Regions from separate parts of the Homo sapiens genome. Here region 2 is linked to region 1. A link is an interaction called in ENCODE POLR2A ChIA-PET data of the cell type or tissue named here. Cell type or tissue: GM12878. All regions are shown on one strand. Each heading gives the region's core, and the rest is flanking DNA. Links, peaks and the distances in the headings are about the cores only. Region 1 has its middle 43 kb from the start of ASAH2. Region 2 overlaps SGMS1 (sphingomyelin synthase 1).

Evidence for each region. Peaks named below come from ENCODE experiments on the same cell type or tissue, not always from the same donor. Only the 100,000 strongest peaks of a DNase experiment are listed, where the experiment ranks them.
Region 2: POLR2A ChIA-PET joins it to region 1 with 5 read pairs; 3 of 35 experiments call an interaction of 5 or more read pairs at or near these places.

Annotation. Positions count from the first base shown.
Region 1 is chr10:50,289,155-50,299,710 of GRCh38, reverse strand. No RefSeq gene overlaps it. Among named protein-coding and RNA genes, the nearest start is that of ASAH2, 43 kb to the right of the region's middle. In GM12878, for the core only: no CTCF peak of the experiment used is centred there; no DNase peak of the experiment used is centred there.
Region 2 is chr10:50,536,348-50,546,903 of GRCh38, reverse strand. All of the region lies in intron 2 of SGMS1 (sphingomyelin synthase 1), which reads left to right. Among named protein-coding and RNA genes, the nearest start is that of SGMS1, 82 kb to the left of the region's middle. RefSeq lists an enhancer at 7,859-8,068 and a silencer at 8,061-8,355. In GM12878, for the core only: no CTCF peak of the experiment used is centred there; a DNase peak (open chromatin) is centred at 4,803; H3K4me3 peaks cover 1,503 bases; H3K27ac peaks cover 2,257 bases.

The DNA of each region.
Region 1 (10,556 bases), core at 3,326-5,825:
GCTCAGAAATGTACCATTTCTTCTGGATTTTCTAGTTTTTTAGTATATAGTGGTTCATAATAATCTCTGATGATCTTTTGTATTTCTGTGGTGTCAGTTTTAATGTCTCTTTTTCCATTTCTGATTTCATTTATTTGCGTCTTTGTCTCTTGGTTAGTTTAGCAAATGGTTTGATTTTGTTTACCTTTTCAAAAAACCAGTATTTTGTTTTATTGAATCTTTGCCTTTTTGGCGGGGGGGGGGGATTCTATTTTGCTTAGATCTGCTCTGATCTTCATAATTTATTTCATACTACTAATTTTGGGTTTGGTTTCTTCTTGCTTTAGTAGTTCCTTGAGGTGCATCATTAGATTGTTTATTTTAAATCTTTCTACTTTTTTGCTGTAGGTGTTTATTGCTATACATTTCCCTGTTAGCACTGCTTTTGCTGTATCTCATAAGCTTTGATATGTTGTGTCTCAATTCTCATTTGTTCCAAGAATTTTTAAAAATTTCCTCCTTAATTTCTTCCTTGACCCAATGGTCATTTAGGAGCACGTTGTTTATTTTCTATGTGTTTGTACAATTTCCAAAGTTTCTTTTGTTATTAATTTCTAGTCTTATTTCACTGTGATCTGAAAAGATTCTTGATATGATTTCAATGTTTAAAAATTTGTTGAGACTTGTTTTGTGTCCTACATATGGCCTATTCTGGGGAGTGTTCCATATGCAGATGAGAAGAATATGTATTCTATACCTGTTAAATGAAGTGTTCTGTAAATATCTTAGGTTCATTTGTTTTAATGTGGTTTAAATCCAAAGTTTCCTTGCTAATTTTCTATCTAAATGATGTGTCTAATGCTGAGAGTGAAGTGAAGTCCCCAACTATTATTGCATTAGATTCTATTCCTTTAGATCTAATAATACTTGCTTCATATATCTAAGTACTCTGGTCCTGGGTGCTTATCTTTAGAATGGTTATATCCTCTTGCTAAATTGTCAAAAATGGTAAATAGTTACAAAGAAAGTCATTATCTAGTGATAAAGGGATTGGCCTTTTGGTTTCTATTTGCATGGAATATCTTCTTCCATTCCTTTGCTTTTGGTCTATATGTGTCTTTACACTAAGATGAGTTTCTTGTAGGCAGCATATAGTTGTGTCTTGTTTTTTTAAATCATTCAGCCAGTCTATAGCTTTTTTTTTTTTTTTTTTTTGAGATGGAGTCTCGCTTTGTCCCCCAGGCTGGAGTGCAGTGGCATGATCTTGGCTCACTGCAAGCTCCGCCTCCCGGGTTCATGCCATTCTCCTGCCTCAGCCTCCCAAGTAGCTGGGACTACAGGTGCCCGCCACCACACCCGGCTAATTTTTTGTATTTTTAGTAGAGACGGGGTTTCACCATGTTAGCCAGGATGGTCTCGATCTCCTGACCTCGTGATCTGCCCATCTCGGCCTTCCAAAGTGCTGGGATTACAGGTGTGAGCCACCATGCCCGGCCCAGTCTATATCTTTTAACTGCAAAGTTTAATCATTTTCATTCGAGGTTGTTATTGATGTGTGAGGGCTTATTCTTGTCATTTTATTCATTAATTTTGGTAGTTTTGCATATCATTTGTTTCTTTTCTATATCATTGTGGCTTGGTGGTTTTCTGTAGTGGTAATATTTGAGCTCTTTCTCTTCCTCATTTGTGTGTTTGCCCTACCAGTGAGTCTTATCCTTCTGTGTGTTTTCATGATGGTAGCTATTGTCTTTTTGTTTTCACATGTAGGACTCACTTAAGCATTTCTTGTAGGACCACTCTAGTGGTGTGAATTCCCTCTACTATGTTTGTCTGGGGAAAACTTCATTTCTCCTTCATTTATGAAGGATAGCTGTGCTAGGTATAGTATCCTTTGTTGGCAATTTTTTTCTTTTTTTTGTGCTTCTTTGATTTTATTTCTTTTTTTTTCTTTTTTTATTATTATTATACTTTAAGTTTTAGGGTGCATGTGCACAATGTGCAGGTTAGTTACATATGTATACATGTGCCATGCTGGTGTGCTGCACCCATTAACTCTTCATTTAGCATTAGGTATATCTCCTAATGCTATCCCTCCCCCCTCCACCCACCCCACAACAGTCCCCAGAGTGTGATGTTCCCCTTCCTGTGTCCATGTGTTCTCATTGTTCAATTCCCATCTATGAGTGAGAACATGCGGTGTTTGGTTTTTTGTCCTTGCGATAGTTTACTGAGAATGATGATTTCCAATTTCATCCATGTCCCTACAAAGGACATGAACTCATCATTTTTTATGGCTGCATAGTATTCCATGGTGTATATGTGCCACATTTTCTTAATCCAGTCTATCATTGTTGGACATTTGGGTTGGTTCCAAGTCTTTGCTATTGTGAATAGTGCTGCAATAAACATACGTGTGCATGTGTCTTTATAGCAGCATGATTTATAGTCCTTTGGGTATATACCCAGTAATGGGATGGTTGGGTCAAATGGTATTTCTAGTTCTAGATCCCTGAGGAATTGCCACACTGACTTCCACAATGGTTGAACTAGTTTACAGTCCCACCAACAGTGTAAAAGTGTTCCTATTTCTCCACATCCTCTCCAGCACCTGTTGTTTCCTGACTTTTTAATGATCGCCATTCTAACTGGTGTGAGGTGGTATCTCATTGTGGTTTTGATTTGCATTTCTCTGATGGCCACTGATGATGAGCACTTTTTCATGTGTCTTTTGGCTGCATAAATGTCTTCTTTTGAGAAGTGTCTGTTCATATCCTTTGCCCACTTTTTGATGGGGTTGTTTTTTTCTTGTAAATTTGTTTAAGTTCATTGTAGATTCTGGATATTAGTCCTTTGTCAGATGAGTAGGTTGTGAAAATTTTCTCCCATTTTGTAGGTTGCCTGTTCATTCTGACGGTAGTTTCTCTTGCTGTGCAGAAGCTCTTTAGTTTAATTAGATCCCATTTGTCAATTTTGGCTTTTGTTGCCGTTACTAAGCCAAAAGAACAAAGCTGGAGGCATCACCCTACCTGACTTCAAACTATACTACAAGGCTACAGTAACCAAAACAGCATGGTACTGGTACCAAAACAGCATGGTACTGGTACCAAAACAGAGATATAGATCAATGGAACAGAACAGAGCCCTCAGAAATAACGCCACATATCTAAAACTATCTGATCTTTGACAAACCTGAGAAAAACAAGCAATGGGGAAAGGATTCCCTATTTAATAAATGGTGCTGGGAAAACTGGCTAGCCATATGTAGAAAGCTGAAACTGGATCCCTTCCTTACACCTTATACAAAAATTAATTCAAGATGGATTAAAGACTTAAACGTTAGACCTAAAACTATAAAAACCCTAGAAGAAAACCTAGGCATTACCATTCAGGACATAGGCATGGGCAAGGACTTCAGGTCTAAAACACCAAAAGCAATGGCAATTTTTTTCTTTCAGCACTTGGACTATTTTCAATCTCTCCTGGACTGTGAGGTTTCTGCTGAGAAATCCCTGTTAATTTGATGGGGATTCCCTTATAAGTGACTAAATGCTTTTCCTCTTGCTGTTTTTAGAATTCTCTCTTTGACTTTTGACAGTTTTATTATAAGGTGCTGTGGAGAAGACCTTTTTGAATGATAATATCTGTATGGGGATCTGTGAGCTTCCTGTGTATGGCTGTCTAAATCTCTTGCTAAAGTTGGAAAGTTTTCAGCTATTATTTCATTAAGGACATTATCTAACCCTTTCATTTGTTCTTCACCTTGTGGAGCACTGAAAATTTGAATCTTCGGTTGCTTTATGGTGTCCCATATGTCACATAGGCTTTGTCCATTCTTTTTAAATTTTTCTCTATATTTTTGCCTGACTGGGTTATTTCAAAAGACCTGTCTTTATGTTCTGAAATGTTTTCTTCTGCTTGATTTAGCCTATTGTTGAAGCTTTCAAATTTTGTATTTCATTAATTGAATTCCTCAGTTCCAGAATTTCTGTTTGGTTATTTTTTATGATATCTATCTCTTTTGTAAATTTCTCTTTCATATCCTGAATACTGAATTGTTTTTCTGATGTCTTTGTTTTGCTTTTTGAGTTATTTTGTATCTCACTGAGCTTCTTTAGTATCATTTTGAATTTTTTATGTGGGATTTTATACTTTTTTGTTGGAATCTGTTGCTGGAGAATTATTGTGTTCCTCTGGAGGTGTCATATTTCATTGCCTTTTTATGCTTCTTCCATCCTTACATTGGTATCTGTGCATCTGGTGTAACAGTCACTCCTTAAATTTGTTTGCATTTGCCTTTTAGTTGGGAATGACTTTTTCCCGAAGGTGTATCTATAGTATTGGTTGAGCAGGGCACTTTGGCTTTGATTCTGGGTATGTGCAGTAGTATAATCTCTGTATAATTTATTTGGCTATAAACACCACCAGTAGTGTCTGATTTACTCAGTGGTTTAGAATACTGTTAGTGAAGGCTGTGGTAAAGTTTTGCTGGAGACAGGGACAGCAGTTGAGCCTGCACTTAGGCCCCAATGGTGGCAGCAGTAAGCCAAGCATGCCTATCCTTGCAGGGCAGCATATGTTGACCCTGGTGTTAATGGGTCCAGGGGGACTGATTCTTGGACCCCCACAGGTGGCCATCTCAGGTGCCAGCAGTTGCAGAAGTGGGCCAGGTGCCTGGGCAGCAGGCGTGGAATGGGCAATGGCAGTAGCAGTGGTGAGAGAATCCTCTGACTTCCAAGCAGCCTGTACTGGTGGTGCTGGTGGCTGCAATGGGCTGGGTAGGCCAGTCTCCAGGCCTTTAGGTGGCATTTAGTGGTGCATACCAGCTGTGGTATTAGCAGCAGATTTAGTGGGCCTATCCTCAAGAGCCTGGAAGGAATGCTTAGATGCCAACAATGTTTGATGGGGCGGGGGAATCCCAGGCCCCTAGATGTTGTGCTTGGGCATGGGGGTGGGTGGATCCAGGCTAAGCACACCTGTTCTCAGGCCCCCAGTGGTGTGTGTGGTAATGGGCTATGGTAGGCAGAGGCAGGGCAATCACCAGGCTCTTGGAGGAATGCTTAGGTTGGAGTGGCAACAGTTGTGCTGTGGCTCTGCTCCTGGGGAGGAGAGGGTTGCTTTCAGTGGCAGTAGAAGAAGCATAAACAGGCAACTAAGGAGCACACTCTTTGGCCACAGTTGGCAGCCATATAAACAGAGTAGGCTTTCCTCAGGGCATTTTTAAATGCATGGTGGCCCTGCTACTGGGGGTGGTGGGGTTGCTGCCTATGGCTCATACTTTGGCCCTGGCAGTGCCAGACAGCAGCAGCTCCCTGCTGTGTGTGTGGGATGTCAGTGGGGCTCCAGGGATGTGAAGATGCAGGAGATGTTGGGCTCCAGGGCATTCTGGTGGAGACTGCGCTCTCAAAATAGTGCTTTGCTATAGCTGCTTAGTACTGGGGGTGGGCATGGGACCTGGTGTGAGCTTCCTTTCTGGAGCAATTCCTTCAAGAAATCTCTAGGTAGCTCCCTATGTTAGTCTCAGGGCCTGTGTGGGTTGAAGGACTCTCCTGTGGCAAGAATTGCAGGAGTCTGTGGTGGGAATGTGAACTGCTGAGAGTCACTCACTTTCTCTTTCACCGCAATTGGGAGATTCTTCAGTCCCCCAGCTGAGCATGCTGCCTCACTTCCTTCTCCTCCTTTGCCTTATATGTTTCCTGTCACTTCTCTGTTGAATTCCAGTGTTCTCTCATAGGTGACCAAAGTATGATTACATACTCACTATTTTGGTTCTTGTTTGTGGGGGAGGCAAGTACCAGCTGCCTCTGGTCAGCCATCTTAAAACCATGTCATGAATCTGTCTTTTAGTGGGTCTGTTTCTCCAGGCTTGACCTTCATGAGTGTGGTAGTAAACCCACTCCTCTTATCCTCTATTCTACATAAATTCCATGACTGCAGAATTCTTTGTCTGCTTCCTTGAAGCCTTGATGCCTGCTGACGGTTTTTTCTCCCTGAGTCAGATGGGAAGACTAGAAAGGGCTAAAGTACAAGGAGCAACCTCCAGTAATTTGTCATTTACCATGTAGGTGTTCTTATTAGTTTATGGCTCTAGCGGCTTCCGCTCCGTGTAAGCAGATCTTGCCCATGACTCTGAATGCAACTCTCTCTCCAGATTTTGGAACAGTGGTTGTACCTATGACTTCATTTCCATGATGGGTCCAAAAAAACTTGTTTTGCAGTTTGCTCAGCTTCTTCCTATTGTAAGGATGACAGTGATAACTCCCAAGCTCTTTAAATGTTGAAGCTGAAAACAGAAGACCTTGATGACACAGTTTGCATGGTCAAATAAGTTTGGGAAACAATAAGCAGTTATTGGCAGAGTATCCTTAATGACTAGGTATACAAATTTATGTCCTAACAACAGTTGAACTATAAGTCGTTATCAGTCTGCTTTAATGACTTCCAACTCTCAACACAAAAGATGTCCAGAAGAACATGAAAAAAATTAGCATTGAAGTGGAAAATGGAGGTGCTTCATTCAGTTATCTTCTAATTAACATTGCATTGGGAACTTTGAGGCCATTCTCTAGGTTTCTTAGCTGTAAGACTTGTCGGAGTCATTAATGTGCTAATGTGCATTGTGACTCCTGGAGAGGACCCAGGATGCAGCTGTATGCAAGTCCAAGTGTCTAATGGACAACTATTAATTTACACAAGACGGTTTCAGCTATACTGCTCTATGAAAATGCATGTTCTTGAAATAACTTTATCAGGGAAAAAATAGTACCTCTCAAAGGAGCAAGTTGAAAATGAAACCCCAATATACCTTATAACAATGATGGGTGCCATGAATATATGCTGAAGTGTAGTAACATATGTCAAAAACAGCAAGTTCCATCCTCTGAGGTAACTTCCTTTGTGGTGGGGTTCTTAGCTCTGCAAACAGCCAGATATTTGGGAGTGCCTATGGCAATGTTATTTTTATTTTTACTGCAGAGTACATCAGAGTGTTTTGTGGGCACTTGAATCTCTGGGTGTCAGTTTTGATCTTTCCTTCTGAATTGTAAAAAGGCAGAAATGGATCTGCCTTTTTAATTGGCATGGAGTACCTCTGGTACAGAATCAAAATATTAGTCATCACGCTGAGGTGCTGCATTTTTATCCGACACTCAGTTGTTACTCTTATAACCCATATGGAATCTTATGAAGGATAGCTTCCAGTCACTTCCTCCAAGATATTCTATACCACCACCATCACCACACCAACAGTCCCAATCAGGCCAGAACATCAAGTGTGGCTCTTTTAATAGTCATTGAATAATAATCCATCTTTTAAGTGAATCAAACCAACAAAATCTCATTGAAGAGGGTCCATATGTTTACTACATACTATATTACATCACATAGGCAGAGATTTTTCTTAGCCTTCATAGGAAGTAGAACTGGATTTTCTTCTCTGCAACTGATTCTGTCTCATGAACATTAAATTTTATACTGATTGTGTTGTGTTTTTTTGCTTTGGTGTTTGGGAAACTGAGTCTAATTTATTGTCCATTCTTAACAACTGTACTGAATTTTAGTGTATGTATTTGTGATCTTGGTATTATCTTTTTTTTATATATTTTTCTCTTTTGCCCCAATTTCTTTCTATTAGTCTTTGTTTAATAAAACACTTTTGTGGAAATAAGTTGAGGTCAACTCTATACTGATGTATAATTCATTTCTCAGAAGCTGTCAAGCATTTTGATGGATCGGTATTCACTCTCACTAGGCCTCTGTGGATTGTCCCTGCGTGAATGATAAGGGTCTCCATTGTGATGATGGATTGGAACATGGCACTACTTCTTGGCTCTGTGATACCCCAATTACACCAGGCTTTTCATGGAAGGTTAATTTATAGTGAGAGTAGAACATTATTTTGTGGTTTGTGGGTTTTCTTTCAAGGTGATAAATTTAAAATCTGGTTAGGGGCTTATGAAAAAAAAAATCTTTGACATCACATGATGGAGCCCTAAGTATTGGCCAGCTCCAAGCATGACACTTTACCAGTAGCCTTTAGCATCCCCCTGTGGCTAACTTTGTAGAGCACTTGTAAATATACCTCTTCATTGGTTTTTGATGGCTATGGATGGTTCTGCTCTTTTTCTTTTGGAGGGTGGAGTGGTTGTAATCTTTGATTTTTGCTTTCCTAATCCTTGTATTAGTTGGCCTCACAGGCCCTTGGGATTTCACAAATTATCTTCAGTTGCATTCTTGGGTAATAAAGGAATAAAAATGGGCTGACAATAAGGAATGTCCAAGATTGAGGCTGACCATAGAACCCTGGGAATTTCAAGGCTAGTCTTTCATGCATTCACTTATACATTAATCATCCCCTCGTCTCTTCACCTCCCTCCATTCATTCAGCAAATGTTTTTGTGTTAGCATTGGGAGCTGGTGTCAAACAAAGTAGACAAGGGTGCCTGCCTTCATAAAAACTTATAGTCTGGGCTATTTTCAAAGGATAGTAAAGGAAATCTCAATCAATGAGTACTCTACCAAATTAGATTATTTGGACTTTAAGAAAAGAAACTATGAGAAATATAAATAGATAGATGAAATTATTTCCTCCTTAAAAACAGTTTCTCTCAGAAATGCCATTGGCTTGCTCTTGAACTTTGACGCCTTGTACATGTTTATGTATATGTCTTTAGCATTGGATGAAGAGCATTAATATTGAGACATTGGAATCTCTTCTAGTCATCAAGGAAATAATTAAAAGCTTCCCTTTGCTCTGTTTCCAAAAGTGTAAAATAGGTATTTTAGAAAGACTTTTCTGTTTAAAGAAGGCTTGCTGAATAAGCCCTATTTAAATTAGAAATTTCAATTACTCAGAATGTCTCATTAACCCAAGTTTTTAATTGAGAATTTATGAAATGGCCTGAAAGAAACTTCCAGATTAAGCCCAGTTGAAGAGGGAGAAGTTAGGAGTCTAATGAGTTAGTGGTTCAATGTGTCTAGTTTCACTATGAGATTTTTCTGCTTCAATATCGTTTCCTTGCAGTGCCTAGCACAGTGCTCAAGGCCTGTTCTTAAAGTTGTTGAGTGACTTTTCCTAGGAAAGTCTCGAGAAGTAGAATTCCTACTTCTACTCCAGACTGCAGAAAAGCCTTCTCCAAAAAGACGTGTTAATGGCCTGGAAGTTGCATTCTGCATTTGTCTGATGTCTATTAAAACTCAGCCTTAGACAGAAGCATAAACATAAGAATTTCCACCCTGAAATCTGTGGCCTGGCAATCTCATAATCTAAAACATGGGCCTCAAGGAAGGCATGGAGGTGATCCCTGACATAAACCTAAAGCTCAGCTTCCCTTCACTATCATTTTTCTACATAAATTAGTTCACTTTTCCAATCTTTTAGTTTCCTTCCTGCTAGAACTCCCCCTTGGAGTTCCATTTTCTCTTGATAGGTAAATCAGTAACCCAGGTGTGCGGGGTAATTCTGACTAGGATGGGCAAAGACTATCCAAAATGCCATCTCAGTAGTCTGATGGAAAATTCCTTTTTGGGCAACTTCATGATTATCAAGACTTCTAGTACATTGGGAAATTTTAGACAAAGAGAAAATGAGGTTGTCAGAGATTTATCTCCAGCAGTCCTCGACTCCAGGTATAGGTGGCCCTCATGATTAGAAATAAGCCTGTAGCAAGAAAAATAGTTTATTTGACAAAATCCCAGTGTTAAAGCAAGGCCCAAACTGCAGAGCTACTCCTGAATACTCTCTCTCTCTTTCTCTTGACTATTCTACTTGTCTGAGAGCAGCGTGGATACATCCCAAACTAGGGCCTGATAAAGAATCATTATGGACATTGGTTAGTAACAAATATGATTTCTTAGAAGGAGCCTCAGAACATCAGGAGAAAATGTCAGGTGCCTACAGTCTAGAATGCTTGGCCTGTGTTATGGTGCATAATTCTTTGTCAAGTTATGGTGTACAGTATTCTCTATTTAGTCAATTGTTTTTCTCTCATTCTTTTTGATGAGCCTTTTTTTTGGCTTGGATGACCCAAGATAGGTTCTAAAATAATTTGGGTTACCCAAAGCATTTTTCAGTGTGAGTATGAAATAGCAGTGGTTGTTATTCCTGTAGACAATCCTAGTTTGCATTATTTCTAGCAAGAACTTCAACCAGGATAGTGCATGCATCTTTATTTCACACCTAGAGCTTCGTCCAACTCTTTTCTCATGGGCTTGAGTCAAGATGCGGTAGTGCTTGGAGAGGTATAGTCACTTCCAAATACAAATGGTCCCCGACTTAACAATAGTTTGACGTACAACTTTTCAACTTTACAATGACGTGAAAGTGATATGAGTTCAACAGAAACCACACTTCAAGTACCCATACAACCATTCTCTTTTTCACTTTCAGTACAGTAGTCAATTACATGAGCTGTTCAACACTTTATTATAAAATAGGCTTTGGGTTAGATTATTTTGTCCAACTTCAGGCTAAGGTAAGTGTTCTGAGCACGTTTAAGGTAGGTTAGGTTAACCTATGTTTAGGAGGTTAGGTACATTAAATGCATTTTCAACTTGCAATATTTTCAACTTACTATGAGTTT
Region 2 (10,556 bases), core at 3,648-6,147, 250 kb before region 1:
CACAAGTTCTAAGCAGGGTCTTTTTTTTTATTATTATATTTTAAGTTTTAGGGTACATGTGCACAACGTGAAGGTTTGTTACATATGTATACATGCGCCATGTTGGTGTGCTGCACCCATTAACTCATAATTTACATTGGGTATATCTCCTAATGCTATCCCTCCCCTCTCCCCCGACCCCACAACAGGCCCTGGTGTGTGATGGTCCCCTTCCTGTGTCCAAGTGTTCTCATTGTTCAAATTCCACCTATGAGTGAGAACATGCGGTGTTTGGTTTTTTGTCCTTGTGATAGTTTGCTGAGAATGATGGTTTCCAGCTTCATCCATGTCCCTACAAAGGACATGAACTCATCATTTGTTATGGCTGCATAGTATTCCATGGTGTATATGTGCCACATTTTCTTAATCCAGTCTATCATTGTTGGACATTTGGATTGATTCCAAGTCTTTGCTATTGTGAATAGTGTCACAATAAACATACATGTGCATGTGTCTTTATAGCAGCATGATTTATAATCCTTTGGGTATATACCCAGTAATGGGATGGCTGGGTCAAATGGTATTTCTAGTTCTAGAGCCCTAAGCAGGGTCTTTTGTTACAATCCTCTTTCAAAAACTCCATCTTGTGGTTTTACTGCAGTGGCTGAGCCTTGTGTTTGTTGCTACAGGGTGCTATTATTTAGCAGGAAAACTTTCTAAAGCAGAACCAGGAGAAAGATTGCACTCCTCCCACATTGTCCAACCAACAGAATCACCAAATCACCAAGCAGGAGTGAGGAGAGCAGAGGTCACCTGGTGGCCATCAAGCAGTCTATCCGAGGCAGAACTCCTTATCTGAGGAATTTAGAAGTATTTAGACTTCCCTGTTATCTAAAGCTGGCCTGTGGTTCCAGGCTTCTTTCCCCAAAATGTATAAGTAACTAGAGTTTTTGTATATCTCCAGAATGCATGCATGTCAAAACTCACTGTGCAACCTTTGCACAGAATGTCTATGAATATAATCATTTATTATGACCTATGAGGCTGATATGGTCTAAATTACCCTTAAGCTCTGCTTTAAGCTCCATAAATACCCCAAGAGAAAAATCCACCATGAACAGTCCTCTCTTGCCGAGTCACTCTGCTGTACTCTTCTACCGCATTCTTTCTTTCTAATAAAACTTACCTGGCTGGGCATCATGGCTCACGTCTGTAATCCCAGCATTTTGGAGGCTAAGGTGGGCAGATCACCTGAGGTCAGGAGTTTGAGACCAACCTGGCCAACATGGTGAAACCCTGTCTCGACTAAAAAACTACAAAAATTAGCCAGGCGAGGTGGTGGGTTCCTGTAATCCCAGCTACTCAGGAGGCTGAGGCAGGAGAATCGCTTGAACCCAGGGGTGGAGGTTGCAGTGAGCCGAGATCACACCACTGCACTCTAGCCTGGGTGACAGAGCGAGACTCTGTCTCAAAAACAAACAAAACAAAACAAACAGCAACAACAACAAAACCCTTTCCTTTTCAGACCTGTACTGTTGTTGGGAACTTCTTCTTACCAACCCATGAGTCGACTACTTTCCAATGCCTTGGCTCTGACACCTCACCCAGCACAGGGGACACACAAATACTTCTTTTTAAATTCACTGCCTCTAGAAACCTGAAAGGAGAAGACATTTTTAAAGGATGGTCACTTGTTCTATGCTTCTGTGACACTAGGAACCTTAAGGCACTGGGGCAGAGGGGCCCTGCCATTCCCATTCATATTATAAAGCTTCCCCCTTTGAAGTAGGTTACTGATGTTCTCTGTGTGCTTCCGGGAAATAGCTGCCTTGTCATCCTCAAAGCTACTGTGTCCTCATTTCTTGCTTTTATTGTACACGTGCTACCATTTTCACCTCAGAGCAACAGTGGCCACCAATGCTGTGTTCATTTCACTTCCCTTGTGCTCCTTCATAAAGAAGCTATGAATAATTTAACCAAATTATTTACCAACCACAAATAAAGATGGAGGTAGTATCAATAGTTGGAACACATAAATGGAAATACGCGGCACACGTTTCTTCTTGGGGCAAATGAAAAGGGGTAGTTGTAGCATGTCCCACCTCTGGGCTTCATGGCATGTTGGGACCGAGTTTCTGAGACCAATGCTGTGTGCTTCAGGAACTTCCTAGCATCCACCTGGCTCCTGTTTATACTGTACTTTCTGTTTTTCCTTGTTTATCTCATATCTTCAAAATATTTCACCCTGTAAAACTGCAAGGTTGCATTTTAGTTTATTGTACAAAGAACCTACTTCAGTTTTACTTCTTCTGGAATTTGCAGTTAGTCAGATCTGATACATTGTCTTACCTTTTCAATAAAAGCTTTTGATTTTAATTTATTAAGGAAAAAGTAGAATGTGATCAAAAAAACTCTCAGTTGCAGCTGAAAATCTGAGTGAGAGAGAGGCATATGCAAATGAAGTAAAGAAGGCTCTTAAACTTGTTTGCCTTCACCGAAGCAAGATAATGTCCTGGTTAATGTAGCATTAAATATATACATGCAGGAATGCCTTGTTTAGAGCTCTGGATTCCTGTATTTGTCATGGTGTCTGTAAGAGGTTCATATCCTCCGTGTCTCCCTGTGTGACTTAGTCACCTTACTTTACCTTTCTGGGCTTCAGTTTCCTCATCTGTGAAATGGGGACATAACTACCTCAGAGTTGCTGGGAGGATTAAGTGAGTTAATTCATGAAGCACTTCAGACAGTTCCTGGCATTCAGTAGCTGTCACCTGATATGGTTTTTATTGTTGTCATTACCTTCCTATAAGCTATGTCAGCATGTGTGAGAAATAAATGTTTAAGAAATAAATGTATCAGAACCTACACATCCAAGGGAGTTTTTCTTCCTCAGAATGTTCTGACTTGGAAAATAAGCTTTGATTTTGGTAGTGCTGCCCATGCCGGACATTTTGGGGATGGCTCTTGGAGGAATGCCTTCTGGGGCTGTAGCACTACGTTCTTCGTATGGCTCCTGTAGTGACCAATTTTCTGTCCCCTGAGTGAATGTGGCTTTGAATTTTTTCTTTTCTTTAAAAAATTTTTCTAAACATAGAAGACATTTGGAACCAAGTAAAAAAAAATCTTTTGGTTTAAAAACTTACCTAGAAAGTTTATTCACAAGAATGGTCATTGGGCCAAATTAAGCTGAGTTTTTAGTTTTAACAAGAAGATTATTAGTTTGGGTCTTTGGCTTTTGGGATTCGTAAGGAAGTTCCTGTCTACTTCCTGCAGAAGCAACTGCTCCCAATCTGATTATTTTGACCTCAAAACCCCATTATTCCTCCTGTCTCCTCTATAAGTGGAACATCAGCCACACTTTGTTTCAGGGTTCCCTTGGCCTGCAGGCCCCAGTTCCTACAGAAACTTCTTTTCCTGACAATCAGTATGATTTTTTTACCTCTACCACATATTTGTTTCTTAGCCTACGCTCTTGTTCTAATGATTACTAATTTTTTACAACTTGATATATGTAATGTTAACTATGTAATGTGTATATCTACTCACCTTGGCTTTTTGAAATAACTTGATTGAGGGCCAGCTCTTGGGCCTCCTGTGTGGATGTGTTAAAGTGCCCTGCCTTATGTCTCTGCTGTCCTCTTTCCTTTCCATAATTCCAAGTGATTAGAAAAGCAGCCACATATTTTATAGTCATTTGTAAGTCAAGTTGCCAGCCTTGCCACATACTCATTTTTTTTTCCAGCTGAGCATATTGTAATGGAAATTCTAAGTTTGCCTTGACATGTTCATTGCTCTGCACAAAGTCAACACTTGGTCTCCAAGACAGTTTGGGTGCTAACTTTATTTCCCTGTACTGTCTGGATTGTGGAAGATCAGATGTGGATGCCTAATGTCCCTTGTTAAAATTGTCCCAAGAGCTATCATATAGACACTGTGTGTGTTTGAAGGAAGCAGGTCCAAGTCTAAACAGTGATGGCATCCTGTTGGTCTGAGAAGCAGGTAACTTGTGTTTTAAAAACAAAACAAACTGAGAAGACTTCCTTTTTCTTTCTTTTTTTTTTTTTTTTGCACTTGGCATTACATTACAATAACCAAAAAAACCCTGCAGGAATGGTTGCTGAAAAACAAATGAAAAAATTAAACAATAATTGAGACTTTTTGAATAATATTTAATATATATCATTGTTATATATAATATAATATATATAATATTTATAGGTTATATATATCTCTCTCCCCTCTCTCTATAAGTGCATTTCTGTATATGTGTGTGTGTGCATGTGTGTGTGTGTATACCTTCTCTGTTTTCTCTGTTTTCCTATACACTTTTCTTTATGGTAGTTTGCTTTTTGCTTTTTAACCATTTTATTTGGACTTATGTTATTCATAAATTCTCTCTTAACCACTTTTTTTTAAGAGCAAATATACATATTTTCTGCTCTAAGCCCAGGTTGGTGACATCATAGAAATTTTAGTGTTTCTTCTTTGTCTCAATCTTTCAAGTATCTCATAATCTGTTCTTAAACAAATGTCTAAGAATAATATGAGTGGCAACACTTCAAAACAGTGATTTTTTTTAAATCACTGTAAACACATATGTGTGTAAGATCTTTTTTGAATTTTTAAAAATAATCTTAAGGAGAATAATAAACATGCTTCCGGCCATTTTTTGAGACATAGAACCTGGAAAATTTTGTTTCCATGTATTTTATGCCGTAGAAGTCTTTGAAGAACGAAAAGTGGGAGTCACAGAGTGTGACTGTGTTCAGTTTCTTTTCCCCCATGAGAAGGTCTAATTTGGTTGCTGTAGCTTCAAAGCTGTGTGTCATGAGAATCTGATGCTAGTGGTGGTGGCTTTGGTGGAGGATTTTAAGAAAAGATAATGGTTCCTGCCACGGTGATTTTAGGCAAAAGAGTGGGACATGCAGCCTCTTCCCCTTCTAGACACCAGCATACTCATCTATTCCATTAAAACTTGTTGGCAGGAAAAAAATCAAACATGCTCCTCGAAGTGGAAGTAACTGGCAGAGGTTTTAGTGCCTTCTTCCTAGGAGGTTGTATTTTAACAGAAAAGAAAACTTTGGCTCCAGGAATAAAAATCCTTTTTTTAAAAGTGCATGAACCCTGCAATTTGGTGCTAATTGTAACTTCTGGAGGCTCCACCCTGGTTCTCTTGATTAAACTCAAAACAACCCCTTTTCCTTCCCAAACATCTCCCAGAGTGGGTGGCTCAGCCAGGGGCCAGCATTTTTATTCCATTTTCGAGGATCTTGGCCCCATCCCTGGTCTTGTCTCCAAGTGGGGCAGCTTAACAACCACTCTCTGTGGGCTTTGAGTATGGCAAGATGACCTGGCAAGCTGAGCTAGGTGTTTGCCATTCACACAGGAAGGGGGCCTTCAGGGAAGAGCTCGAGTCATCATGAAGACAGAGCCTGGATGGTAAAATTAATGCCCCTCATACAGATGTTGAGTCACATGATGTATTAGATAGTCAATGAAAGATGAAATTATGTTGGTATACCATACAAGGCAGTAATGTACAGTACTCCTTAAGAAACATTTTCAATAGGAGTTTTATGGTTGCTTGAATTAAGTTGCTTTGAGAGGTAAAAAGTTGCAGTAAGTGCTATAATTTAGAAAACCAGAGACTTACATGGTAACATCTCTACTGGATTAAGTCTTCATGAGTATAACAGCATAAGTATTATAAAACTTAACTAGAATCGGAAAATAGAAGATAAAGAATTAGTGTTTTGTTTGGATCTTACCTTTTTCTGTGCCTGAAACCCCCACATTTTCAAAAGTCCTTTCCCAAGGTCTCCAACGCTGGTTGGTCCTGTTGCCTTGTGGAGTTTCTAATTGAATGTATCTGAAGCACTTCAATCAGAGCTGAATCTTGGTCTTCCATGCTGTCATCCCCTGTATTCTTTCCCAAACCAAGTTTCTGTTGATTCTGCCTCCAAAAAGTATCTCAAATCCACCCTCCTGGTCCAGTCACCTGGGTGACTGCAGTTGCTATTCATACTCACTGTGACTCTTTTCCACCCTCTTTATGAAATGGAAATCTGGTAATTCACCTCCTTCCCCTAAAAGCCAAAACAAAAAACAAACAAACCTGCAGGACTCAACTTTTCCATGACTTCCCATGATCTTAAGTTGAAATCATAATTTCATAACCTTAGTGACTCGCATGACCTGGCAGTTGCCCACTAATCCCCAGCCCTCCGTGTTCCCCCTCTTCAATCCAGTCATGGTGGCTTAGTTTTGGTTTCTCTGAGATAGCATTCACTTCCACTTTCCTCTCTCTTTTTTCAAATTGTTGACTTTAATTATTTCTTTAGTTCCCCCTTAAATCTCATTTTGTCAGAGAAAGCCTTAGGTTAGAAACCACCTTATTGCATGACATTGACCCCCTTGATAGCAGTCTGTTGGTATATGTCTAGTGGCTGGCATATAGTGGATGCTTATTCATATTTGTTGAGTGAAAGAATGAGAGTAGTGGTAATTGTGAGTATTTTAAGTGCTGCTAAATACTCTGAGAGTTGGCATATCTAGCATGAGGTGTGGCACAGATGCCACCATTTTTTTTTACCTGCCAGACGAGCCAGTCTATTTATTACTAATTTATCACCACATCCTTCCCCTGGGCTGGCTTTCTTAGTACTCTACTGGTCTGTGTGAATTGGCATGTGGCATGAAACCTATTTGACATTTCTAATCTAGCAGAAAATGTCATCACCTTCTGGATGTTTAGGTCCTTGTATTGACCTTTAAACATGTTGCATAAACTTTTCATGCCTTAATTTTCATGCCAGTCTAATACAGGTCATCAGATTGTAAGATAAGATAATTCTTTCATGAAGATTAAGTAAGAAATACTGAAAAATTAGTAGAGCATATTCAAATATAAGGTTGTATAATTACATTCAGTATGCTTTGACATAAATAATCATTTTCTGTTTAGCCACTCTCTTATGCAGACTAAAATGTAAATTTTATATACACATAAATTAAACTTTCAGTTGCATAGGCTTATCATGTCTATATATGAGCCTTACAGCAGGGACTCTAATTTTCTTTCATAATTAAGTTGATTTCTTGTTTCCATTGGACTTTTACTTAATGTTTATTTTGCTAGTGAAAGATCCATTTCAAGGAGATAGAATATAAAACATCAAGAAGAAGATGCTCATTTTAAATTCAGTTTACTATCATTCTGTGGCAGTGTTTCACAAAGCATACCCATGGATCACCTGTATCAGAAACATGTGGGGATGGTTAATTTGCAGGTTCATGCCCCCACAACTTACTGAATCAGAATTTGAGAGGCCCAGAAAACTGCATTTTAAAGTGATCACTTTGTACTTTAAATAAGCTCCATAAGTTTGAGAATCAGGTCCCATATAATACTTAGTGTATACTGTGTCATTAATAAATTTCGAACAGGATCCATAAAAGATGGCTCATTCACCGACCTTTTCAGTCTCACCTGAGCATATAGATGTTATCAGAAAACATATCAATGCCAACACTATACAATAAAAGGTGATGATATTGATTGTGACTAAGGTTGAAAACAGTCTATGACCTTATTCAACTGGAGCACAGAGGATCAACAAGGGGCATTGTTCCTAGATGGCTAAAACACACTGGCCTTCCGGGAACAATGGCCCTTTGACCACAGCTGACACAGGCGGGAAGGAACTAGACAGGGGTCAGATCTCCTCAGTCCAGCAGTGAATGGGTGGGGCCTATGGTTGAGTCCTCTGGAGAAGCCCGGCAGGGGAAGGCCAGCAGTGCCCTTCATGCTCACCAGGGCTGTCACTGTTCTGCCCTCCCTGGATGCCCACATGGCAAGAACGCTTGCCCTGAGCAGGAGGACAGGAACAATACCTGTGTTTTAAAAGTTGGCATTGCCAAGTGTGTAGGATGTGCTGCTCACCGAGTTCGGTGGTTTCCTTGTATTAGTTCATGTAATCAGCTTAAGTAGGGGAAATCCAGGGTGTTGATGAGAAGGCATTTCATGGCAGACTTTAACCCTGGACTGGATTCTGGGGAAGGTTACAAGTCTCCATCTCCTGTTCTTATCAAAACTTGCTCTACTCTTTTGGATCGCCTTTGACCACTTAATGATACTTACAGCTTTTATCTCACAGTTCCACCTCCAGATCAGTATTGTTTTCTGTCATTTCCTGAATGTGAATTCCATCCCACTAAGTAGACACAGAAGTTGTCAGTGGGGAATGGTGTCATCCCTCTCCTCTGGTGTTTTGAAATGTGTGGGAACATTTTCAGTGGTCATGATGATGAGGGGTGTGTATATCAGGATTTAATGTCCTGAGGGTGTGGGATGCTAAATACCTTTCAGTAGTTGGGAGTGGGAGGGTCCCACTTAATGAAGGATTGTCCTGTCCAGAATGCTGAAGGCACCCCTGATAAGCTATCTCTTTTTTTTTTTTTTTTTTTTGAGATGGAGTCTCACTCAGTAGCCCAGGCTGTAGTACAGTGGCATGATCTTGGCTCACTGCAAGCTCCGCCTCCCGGGTTCATGCCATTGTCCTGCCTCAGCCTCCTGAGTAGCTGGGACTACAGGCACCCACCACCACGCCCGGCTAATTTTTTTGTATTTTTAGTAGAGACGGGGTTTCACCATGTTAGCCATGATGGTCTCGATCTCCTGAGCTCATGATCTGCCTGCCTCGGCCTCCCAAAGTGCTGGGATTACAGGTGTGAGCCCACCCACCCACCCCTGATAAGCTCTTTGGTTTTATCTGCATCTTATCCAGCACCTTATTATTATTTGTTTAATCTCTGTATTTCCAGAGCAGGATCTCACTCTGTTGCCCAGGCTGGAGTGCCGTGGCATAATCATAGCTCACTGTAACTTTGAATAGCTGGGCTCAAGCAAGCCTCCTGCCCCAGCCTCCTGAGTAGCAGTGCCTTCTTGAGAACTGACCAAACATTTAATATGTAATGGGATTCATATGGCTTAATAGATGCAGTTTGAGCTTAGTTACTTGTAGGGTAAATAAGCAAATGGTTGAAGCCATCTTCTTGGATGGCTTTTGTGCTCTCACAGTGAAGGTGTCACTCTTCTTGAATTCTGCTTTGTAACCTCATTCTTCCTGACGGTACAATGTAGACAAGCTCTATGACCTAGGGAATAATCCTAAGCAGCTACTGTTCCACTCAGGCAACATTCCTATTTCAAAAACTACCAGCATGTAGTCCCACTGAAACCTTGGTTTCACAAAAAGAAACAGGATGGGGAACATCACACACCGGGGCCTGTTGTGGAATGGGGGCGGGCAGGGGGTGGCGGGGAGGGATAGCATTAAGAGATATACCTAATGTAAATGACGAGTTAATGGGTGCAGCACACCAACATGGCACATGTATACATATGTAACAAACCTGCACGTTGTGCACATGTACCCTAGAACTTAAAGTATAATAAAATATATATATATCTATATATATATATAAAGAAAAAAAAGAAAAGAAACAGGATGATGCTAAGTAAATTAAGTGTTAGCATCATGAAATGGGGTAGAGGGCTGAGTACCCCAACATTTTATCTCTGACACCATCCCAGGTGAGTAGTCTTAGCAGTAGGAGGGTTTGAGATTTGGAGGTACAGGCTCCATACTCCAAACTTTCTGGAGAAAAGGTTACTTTGTCCGTTGATCAGAAAGCTACTGTGTGGAAAAAACAAAGGTTTGAACTAAGGATCAAACAAGATCAGTAGAGGGTCCTGGGATATGCATTGATATGTATCAGTCATTCAGTTAGACATGTTAGAGATGCAGACTGGGAAAATTCAGCCAAAGGAGCTTGAGAGAAATGCAAATGCTAAGATGACTCAGTGGGCTGTTTTCCCTGGAAGGCCTGGGGACCAAACAAGAAGCAATGTGTCAACCCTTTGTCTCTCTGTTACTCTACTTCTAAGAGTAACTTCTAAGGAAATGATTAGTGATGTATTCAGAGATTTCACTCTGAGGATGCCTAAATGCTGAACATTGGAAGCAACCCAGATGATGTCCAAAAGGGGATTGAATAAATATAATTCACCTATATGATAGACTATTGCATAATCTTGACAATGATTATAGCATGTTTTTAATGATGACAATGATTATAGCATGTTTTTCATATTTTTCATGTATGAAGAAAAGTATGACATGGGACAAAATGTATGAAAAACATGCTATAATAAACAGATTAAGATTTCAATAAGGAAACTTTGTAAACATGGAGGAGAGACCTGGAAGGGCATTAATCAAAATATTCACTTGGATTATCTTTGAGAAGTGAAATTCTAGGTAGTTTTTCCTCTTAGAGCTTTAGTGCTGTACATAAAATGTTTTCTGTGAGCATGTAGAATTATTTTTGTAATTAAGCAGTTTAATACAGCAATAAAAACATGATTATTAACAGGTGCCTTGTTGACCCTTTACTCCAAATATTCCTGGTAGTTCTAATCATTTAAAATCTCAATAATTATATATTCTATCATTTTAAATCTAAATATTTCTGATAGGTTTATTCCTCAAAAGGAAATGGGTTTTTTTTGTTTG